2 separate regions of the Homo sapiens genome follow, and region 2 is linked to region 1. A link is an interaction called in ENCODE POLR2A ChIA-PET data of the cell type or tissue named here. Cell type or tissue: HepG2. All regions are shown on one strand. Each heading gives the region's core, and the rest is flanking DNA. Links, peaks and the distances in the headings are about the cores only.

What was found. ChIA-PET counts read pairs that join two places held together with the same protein. Peaks named below come from ENCODE experiments on the same cell type or tissue, not always from the same donor. Only the 100,000 strongest peaks of a DNase experiment are listed, where the experiment ranks them.
Region 2: POLR2A ChIA-PET joins it to region 1 with 6 read pairs; 5 of 35 experiments call an interaction of 5 or more read pairs at or near these places.

Annotation. Positions count from the first base shown.
Region 1 is chr10:92,121,460-92,125,851 of GRCh38, reverse strand. All of the region lies in intron 6 of CPEB3 (cytoplasmic polyadenylation element binding protein 3), which reads left to right. Among named protein-coding and RNA genes, the nearest start is that of CPEB3, 170 kb to the left of the region's middle. In HepG2, for the core only: no CTCF peak of the experiment used is centred there; DNase peaks (open chromatin) are centred at 821, 1,661, 2,651, 3,571 and 1 weaker place; H3K4me3 peaks cover 2,403 bases.
Region 2 is chr10:92,295,173-92,299,564 of GRCh38, reverse strand. All of the region lies in intron 1 of MARCHF5 (membrane associated ring-CH-type finger 5), which reads right to left. Among named protein-coding and RNA genes, the nearest start is that of MARCHF5, 6.2 kb to the right of the region's middle. In HepG2, for the core only: no CTCF peak of the experiment used is centred there; no DNase peak of the experiment used is centred there.

The DNA.
Region 1 (4,392 bases), core at 302-4,301:
CTTGGGAGGCTGCGGTGGGAGGATCACCTGAGCCTGGGGAGGTAAAGGCTGCAGTAAGCCGAGATTGTGCCACACTACACTCCAGCCTGGGCAACCGAGTGAGACCCTGTCTTAAAAAAAAAAAAAAGTCTGTTTCCTTTAGCATGTAGCTGTGAATGTGGCCACTAGGAAGATAAGATGGACATGACAAGCTTGATGATAGATAGCATAACCTCCCTCATTGCCCACTGGGAAAATATTCCATCTCCAAAGTTGCTGTCACTGGAGCTACCAAAAAATGCCTGTCCACCCTGAGCCTTCTACCCCTTGTTCTGCACTAACAGCTGATCCTGATACTGCAATAGCCTCACCTCTCATAGTGGGACAGAGAATATGGGCCCAGGGAAAGGAGCTGGCATCTGCTGTGCAATGAGCACAGCTGTGCTACCACTGTTGAGGCCTCTTGGGCAAAGGCAATGATGGCAGCCAGCTACAGATGTTGTACATGAGTTTGGCCATCTGGCTCTGAAACTGATTTCAGAAGCCAATGATGCTGGCAGTGGAATGGAGGAAGCTGTCATTCTCAGCTTACTTGGGCAGCTTACAGTGTCAGCTTCAGCAGTCTAGGGGCACAGGGTCCAGGTGAACAGAAATAGTAATAGGCACACAGCTTTATACAAGAGTGACCAAACCCTTGTGCACTAATGATTCCCACCCACTTTTAGAAAAGTTTGTATTCCTGGATGGCTATTTCTGCTGGTGATTCTATACGTCCTCTGCACTGGCTAGGCTGGCTTGCCCTCTGGTGCTCTTAACCAAGGTCATGTAGTTGTGGAAGTTTATGCAATACCAGCATGGTTTGTGAACCTGGCACAAGCCAGGCCACATACTATTCAGTTTGAACACAAGCCAGCTAGCTAAGGAGATCCTGCTTGAGGAACAAGGAAGAGGAATCTACTTTGAGTGGGCAAAAACAGGCCATTGTGGAGCTGCAGTGGGCTGCAGTGTAGCATTTATTTCTTTTTCCTTCAACTTGTCTAAATCTGGCTTTGGAAAGGAAAGTTTTCAAACTTCACATTTTTTCCCTTGTAGCATAACTTGAATGGAAATAAGTCAGTGTTATTTTAGGCCAGATTCCAAGTTTTTCCACCTTCTGAGTTACGTAAACTGATCAAGTTGGGAAGCCAAGGGTTTTAGCCTGTATTTAACCTTTTGCAGTTCGTCATCTTTTGAGTAACATTCTGTCTTCCTTTAAGAAAAAAAAAAATCAGGTCCTGGCTTATAGTGCTCACACTGTTTGGTGATTTATGAACCCTATATTTTAATATTTTACTTGATTGTGATTTTCATACCCAGGAAGGATTTTCTTGTAAAAACATGGAAACTGCATTGTGTGATAGCAAGGGTGGGCTTTTTGTTTTGTTTTGTTCTGTTTTGACAGATGGAGTCCATCTATCTTTGCTTTTAAAAGCTTAGCACACTCTCAGTTTACACTTTTATAAACACTTGTCTCTTCAGCATTGTATTGAAGATGAACTATAAAGTTAGTCTTTGCTTTCAAAGCATTTACAGTTTGAGGGACTGTACAGAAAGAAGTCATTAGGAATATATAGTCCACAGGACAAAGCTTGAGCAGCCACGTAAATAACAGAAACATCTTGTTCAAGGTCACCTAAGTACACACTGTGCTATGACCAGGCAGAGGTGATGGGATGGGGGGAAATGCTTGTTTAGTTCAGAGAAGTCATAACTCCTCCTGATGAGAACTTTTATTGAGGAAAAAATAGACTTTAGGAACTGAAATGGAAGGTGGAAATTTGGCAGACTGAGGCAGAGAGGATGTTTTAGAAGAGGATATAGCTTGGGTTGGGACTTGCTGACAGTAGTTAGATAGGGCTAAGGCTGTGAGCAGGTGAGACCAACAGAGGATATGTTAATTGCAGAGTTAGGAATGGGAAGCCAGCTAGGAGGGTCTGGTGAAATTTTTTGAAAACTGAGAGCAAAGACCTGGGTTGTCTTTCAAAGGAGAATGGACCCACTTCAGTCTTGAGAAGACTGGCACAGAAAAAAACTCATTTGAAACAGCATTAAGAACTGATCAGAGGAATGTTAAAGTCCAGGGAGGCGAAGAAATTAAGACTATCAAAGCTCAGGCAGTATATGCACAAGGCCAGACTAAAGCTTCATCTGTCTGTAGGAGAGCATCACCTGGATTGAAACAGAGTTCCCCAGTTGTTTGCTGACTGAGGGAGTGTAACAGGCAGTGGGGCATAAGCTAGGTTTGTGGACTCAGATGTGGGCATCAGCATTTACTAGCTATATGACATTGAGCAAGTAATTTAACCTTTAAGCCTCAGTTTACTTATCTGAGTTAATACTACTCGTTGGGTTGTTAAGAGGATTATGTGAGGCAGTGTGTGAAAGCACTAACACAATACTTAGGCTTATTAGGTGTTGAATAATCTTAGCGTCCTTGGTCCTTGCCTGTGACTTAAATGTAATGCTCAGTAATCATAAAATTACCCAACGAGTTTGACCAGTTCTCTCCCACACCCCCAGTCTGGTCTCAGTTTCCTTGGTCAGGTGCTTGTTTGAACTGACTGTGACTAGAACTGACAGATTGGCAGACTTCACAAGGACCTCTTTATATAGGGAATGTGTGATTATGTAAACAGCAGATTTTAAGTCCAAATGCCCCAGGTCACTGCCCTGGACTGCAAGACTTTGCTAAGAACACAGGAAGTAGATTACCAATTTTGAACTCTGAGGTGGTTCTACGCTGCCGGCTTGTTTTCTTGTCCATTCCCAACTATTCCCACCCCTGCTGCCAAGCAACCAACCCACAAAGAAAGTTGGTAGTGTCGTAGAAAACACAAAACAGGCTAGAATCAAGTCTCAGCCTCACACAGTAAATATTGTTAAAGAAATATGTTTAGTTCTGAATCTAAGCAGAGTGTTTAGGAATCCGTGCACTTAGGCAGTATCTATCTGCAGAGCTACCTCTACATTTTAACTTAGGTTAGTTGTTTCCCTTGGAATGTCTTCTCCGTGTTTTCAATGTTTTCACCTATGTTGTACCATTAAGGTCTGGCCCCTGTGCCACCACCTACAGAAAGCCTTTCCTGATTTCTCTATTCATGTCTTCTCTGAAAGTGATCTTTCTTCTTTCTGTGAAGTCCAACTTTTAAAAATATGTTTACAAAAATACTTCTTAGGATCATTAATGCATTGTTCCTAAGTCAGAGTTCTCTGTGAATTTATTCTATACAATCTTCTAGTGCTAGTATATAAACTCCTTAAGAACAAGAATTTGCTCATGATAGTAGTCCCCTGCAGTGTGTAGATTACATAAGTGTTGAGTAAATCTTGGAGATCAGGTATCCTCATTCAAGAGGAAAATGAATAAGAGATCCAGTTCAGAGACCTACAGTGAGTGCTCTCCGCTGCAGGCAGGGATTGATGAGCTGCTTCAACTCTTACCACCCACCACTCTCAATCCTATACTCTAACTAATGAACTCTGCTCACCGTTGTCCAAGTGAGTTGACCCTTTGGCCTTTCCATGCCGTGGCCTGTGCACCTTCCTGAACTTGGAATGCCTTTACTCTCTGGAAAAGTAATCAGCCTCTGGGTCAGATATGGCCTTTGCTCTTTGGTGTTCCCTGATGTTTGGACAAATCTGCTCCCTTTTTTTCTCCCCAGTGTCCTGTAGGAGATACCTCCAACATAGTGCTTTTAATGTTGCTTATTAGTTATTGACAGTCTGATTTTTTCTGGATCAGGGTTCTTCTTTGGCTTGTTCATCTTTGCAACCTCAGTACTTAGCATCATACCTGGCATCTCCTAGATGTTTTTGGTACCCTTGAATTGAATCCAAAAAAAGTCTCCTGAGGCAAACCAGATAAGTCCTCTGACCTGAAAGCCAAAGTCAGAGAGAATGTTTGGGACAGACTGCCTGTACCAAAAAAAGTCTGAACTCAGGCAGCTCTGGCTAGAGCAGTGCCCTTTAGGTTTCTCTAGGAAGGTCACTGGTAATAGGAAGCTTGATTTTGTGAGAGGAGAGAGCTGCCTGTCTGTCCAGGCCATGGACCTTTCCTTCTAGGGTTGGTCTCAATCCAAAACCAGCCATTCCTTGGTCTGCCATTTTATGAATGCTGCAGTGGTTCAGGATACAGCTCCACAAGCTGAATTTTTTTTTTTCCATTTGTAGTTGGTACTTGAAACAAATACATCACTAATAGTATTAGTTGATTTTAAGAACTGTTGATTCCTTAAAAAAAAAAATACACATCTCTTTTTAGAATGGGAGACCTTGTAGTTTTTTTTCCACAAATTTTTATTTAAAAAAAGTCAAACCTACAAAAAAGCTCTAAGAATAATACAGTGAACACCTATATAGCTTTCTTCTAGATTC
Region 2 (4,392 bases), core at 324-4,323, 170 kb before region 1:
TTAACTCTGTTTGGGGGAGCTGTGCAAGGTGTCACTGTGGTATTTCAGCTGAATTCAATATGGGTAAGACTTCACCAGGTGTTAGGAGGGAGGAAGGCACCTAAAGCAAAAATAAAGAAATGAAAGAGCAGGATATGTTCAGGGGTCAATGAAGGGGAGTGCAGGAAAGGATGGTTAAGGTAGGTTGGGGCTGGATTATAGTAACAGATCAAAGCACGTTACCCCGTTGAAAGTTTACGTTTTATCCTTTTACGTGACACAGAGACTGGCAGATTTTTAAGTATAGAAATCGCATGATTATAATTGTGCCTTCGCTAATTCTAGTGCCACTCTGTAGGCCAAACTGGACCAAGTGAAAAATTGAAGCTAGAAAAAGGAAAATCAACAATATGTGATGAACAAGTGGATCTGGAAGGAAAGAAGGCAGCAAAAAAATGTAAATAGGCCGGGCAAGGTAGCTCATACCTGTAGTCCTAACACTTTGGGAGGCCAAGGTAGGATTGGTGGAGAACAGGAGTTTGAGACAGCCTGGGCAACATAGTGAGACCCGTCTCTATCCCCCTCCCCACCAAAAAAAAAAAAGTTTAAAAAAAATTAGCTGGGCATGCTGGCTTGCCCTGTGCTCCTAGCTACTTGGGAGGCTTGAGCCTGGGAGTGCAAGACCCTGTTTCTTTAACAAAAACAAAGAAAACAAGAAAAACTTATGTTTTGGCTAGCTTCATGCCTGTAATCCCAGCACTATGGGAGGCTGAGGCAGGAGGGTCACTTAAGCTCAGGAGTTTGAGACCAGCCTGGGCAACACGGCGAAAGCCCGTCTCTACTAAAAATACAAAAATTAGCTGGACATGCAGTCCCAGCTAGTCAGGAGGGTGAGGTGGGAGGATATTTTGAGCCGGAGGGTGGGGGATGGAGGTTGCAGTAAGCCGAGATGGGCCACTGCACTCCAGCCTGGGCGACAGAGCCAGACCCTGTCTCAAAAACAAACAAACAAATAAAATTTATGTTTTATAGCTGGTGGACAAGAAGACTGGTAATATCAAAGACCAAAAATTGAGAAGTCAAGATAAGTAGCTTAGTTTTAGATTGATTGGCAATACTGTATACACACAAATGGAAATGTCCACTGGGCAGGTAGAAATTAGGTGCTAAAGGAAATGAGGAAAAGAGGTCAGGAATAAAGACACAGATCTGGGAGTTGTTTGAATAAACAGGAAAGAGAGTGAGTAAGTGTACTTTCTCAAAATAGTAAATGCTGAGAATTGAACCATACATAGAAATTGAAGGAAGAAAAAGGTAACGTGATTCTGAAGGATAAAAAGTCCTGAAGAAAATGTCATTATATTTACTAAGAAATTATTGGTGACCTTTAGTATACATATACATATATAGAGAGAGAGATCGTGCAGTGGCACGATCTCAGCTCACTGCAACCTTTGCCTCCCAGGTTCAAGCGATTCTTGTGCCTCAGCCTCCCGAGTAGCTGAGATTACAGGTATGTGCCACTATGCCCTACTAATGTTTGTATTTTTTGTAGAGATGGGGATTCGCCATGTTGGCCAGGCTGGTCTTGAACTCCTGAGCTCAAGTGATTGGCCTGCCTCGGTCTTCCAAAGTGCTGGGATTACAGGTGTGAGCCACTGCACCCAGCCCTTCAGTACACTTTCAGTAGAGCTAATGACAAGAAAGGGGAATGAAAGTCAAATTATCAGGAAAAATAATAAAGAGAAAATAAGAATCTAAATGTCATAAACGAGACTGGATTAAAAAAGAAAAAAGGCCAGGTGTGGCGGCTCATGCCTGAAATCCCAGCACTTTGGGAGGCCGAGGCAGGTGGATCACGAGGTCGGGAGTTTGAACCAGTCTGGCCAACACAGTGAAACCCTGTCTCTACTAAAAATACAAAAAATTAGCTGGGTGTGGTGGCACGTGCTTGTAGTCCCAGCCACTTGGGAGGTTGAGGTGGGAGAATCAATTGAACTCAGGAGGTGGAGGTTGCAACAGTGAGCCGAGACCACGCCATTGCACTCCAGCTTGGGTGGCAGGGTGAGACTCTGTCTCAAAAAAAAAAAAAAAAAAAAAAAGTTGAAAGCTGGATGTGGTGGAACACACCTGTAGTCCCCCACTTTGGGAGCTTTGGGAGGCCGAGGCGAGCGGATCACTTGAGCCCAGGAGTTTGAGACCAGCCTGGGCAACGTGGTGAAACTCCATCTCCACAAAAAAAATACAAAAAATCAGCTAGGTGTGGTGGTGCACACCAGTAGTCCCAGCTACTCTGGAAGCTGAGGTGGGAGGATCACTTGAGCCTGGGAGGTTGAGGCTGTAGTGAGCCGTGACTGTGACCCTCCACTCCAGCCTGAGCAATGGAGTAAGACCCTGACTCAAAAAAAAAAAAAAAAAAGTAGTCTATTAATATACTTTTCTATATAAAAGCATTAAACCAAGAAGGATGGAAGAATATAAACCCATTTTATGATAGTGGAGTGGGGATGAGAAGATATGCCATTGGGGATGGTGGTCAAAGGGGATTTAATTTTATCTATGATGTTTCCATTTTTTACATATATCTGGAAATAAATATAATTGATGATGATTTTTAATTCTGGGCATTGGTCTGTAATTGTCAACATGGTGATGTGATTGAGAAAAAGAGGTCAACTGACAAAGAAAATGTGAAATTGTTTATACAGCATGCTCCTATCAGAGTATAGCTTCCTTGGTCTTCAAAGGGGTATACATCTGTGGATAACACTCTCACAGAGGCAGAATTCTAATTCACTATACCATTGTGGGAGGGGGCTGGAAGAATAGACCACTCTCTCTGCTCTTTCTGCCATCTGACCATTCTGGGGACATTCTGGCTACACTCCTTGCCTATTTACTAGATGCAAGTAAGTGATGCAAAACAACCTCAACAAATTAATGCGTGTTTATTTTAAGACGGGGGAAGCAGAAGTAGTTTCCAAAAGCATTTCTCAGTAGGTCCAGGCTTCAAATCAGAGGTCCATTCCTGCAGTTTGTTATAATATTCTTTGCATTGTTCTCTGTAAATTCACTCCTAACTTTGAGAAGTTTTAGAGAAAAATGAGAATGTCGGTGGTCAAAGAGAAAGTAATATATAACAACTTCTTATTAAAGAATTGAAGCAATGAAAGACAGAAGAGCTAACTAAGGTTCAAAAGGCCTGACATAAAGGGTTTGGGCTTATGAATGGTTATCATTTCAGGGAAATGATATTTGTGACACTGAAACATTCACGACACTAGAAAAATCACCCCCCTTTCCACCATTCTTGTTTCCCCACAACAACTTAAAAGGTTCAAATAATAAATTTACATAAAACACTTATAGTTTATAAAAACGAAAGGCAATCCAAAGAATATATATCCATATGGTCAGGAGTGGTGGCTCACCCCTGTAATCCCAGCACTTTGGGAAGCAGAGGTAGGTGGATCACCTGAGGTCAGGAGCTCGAGACCAGCCTGACCAACATAGAGATACCCAGTCTCTACTAAAAATACAAAATTAGCCAGGCGTGGTGGCACATGCCTGTAATCCCAGCTACTCCGGAAGCTAAGGCAGGAGAATCACGCGAACCCGAGAGGCGGAGGTTGTGGTGAACCGAGATCGCGCCACTGCCCTCCAGCAGCCTGGGCAACAAGAGCGAAATTCCATGAAAAAAAAAAAAATTCCATATATATATGTATGTATGTATATATATACGTATGTATATGTATTCTTTCCACCTACAAATATTACAGTAATCAAAGTTACCAATATAAACAAATAATAGCTAAACTAAAGTGAGTTATTTGCAAAGGACAAGGGAATTCAACTTCAGCTATTAAGAAGTTGCCACAGGCCAGGCACGGTGGCTCACGCCTGTAATCCCAGCACTGTGGGAGGTCAATTCCGGCAGATTACGACGTCAGGAGATCGAGACCATCCTGGCTAACACGGTGAAACCCCGTCTCTACTAAAAATACAAAAAAATTAGCTGGCCTTAGTGGCGGGTGCCTGTAGTCCCAGCCACTCGGGAGGCTGAGGCAGGAGAATGGCGTGAACCCAAGAGGCACAGTTTGCAGCGAGCCAAGATTGCGCCACTGCACTCCAGCCTGGGCGACTGAGCGAGACTCTGTCTCAAAAAAAAAAATAAAAAATAAATAAATAAATAAATAAAAGAAGTTGTCACCAGTTGGCCCAAGTGACAGAGTGAGACTTCGCCTCAAAAAAAAAAAAAAAAAAAAAAAAAGAAAAGTTGCCTCTAGTTTAAAAACCCTGAAAGATTAAATGGTATAAATTGAACATACCATTCATATTACAATTAAAATAGTCTTCACTTTGACAGTTTAGACAACACAAACACCCCTGGAATTGAAGCTCCATAAGGGCATT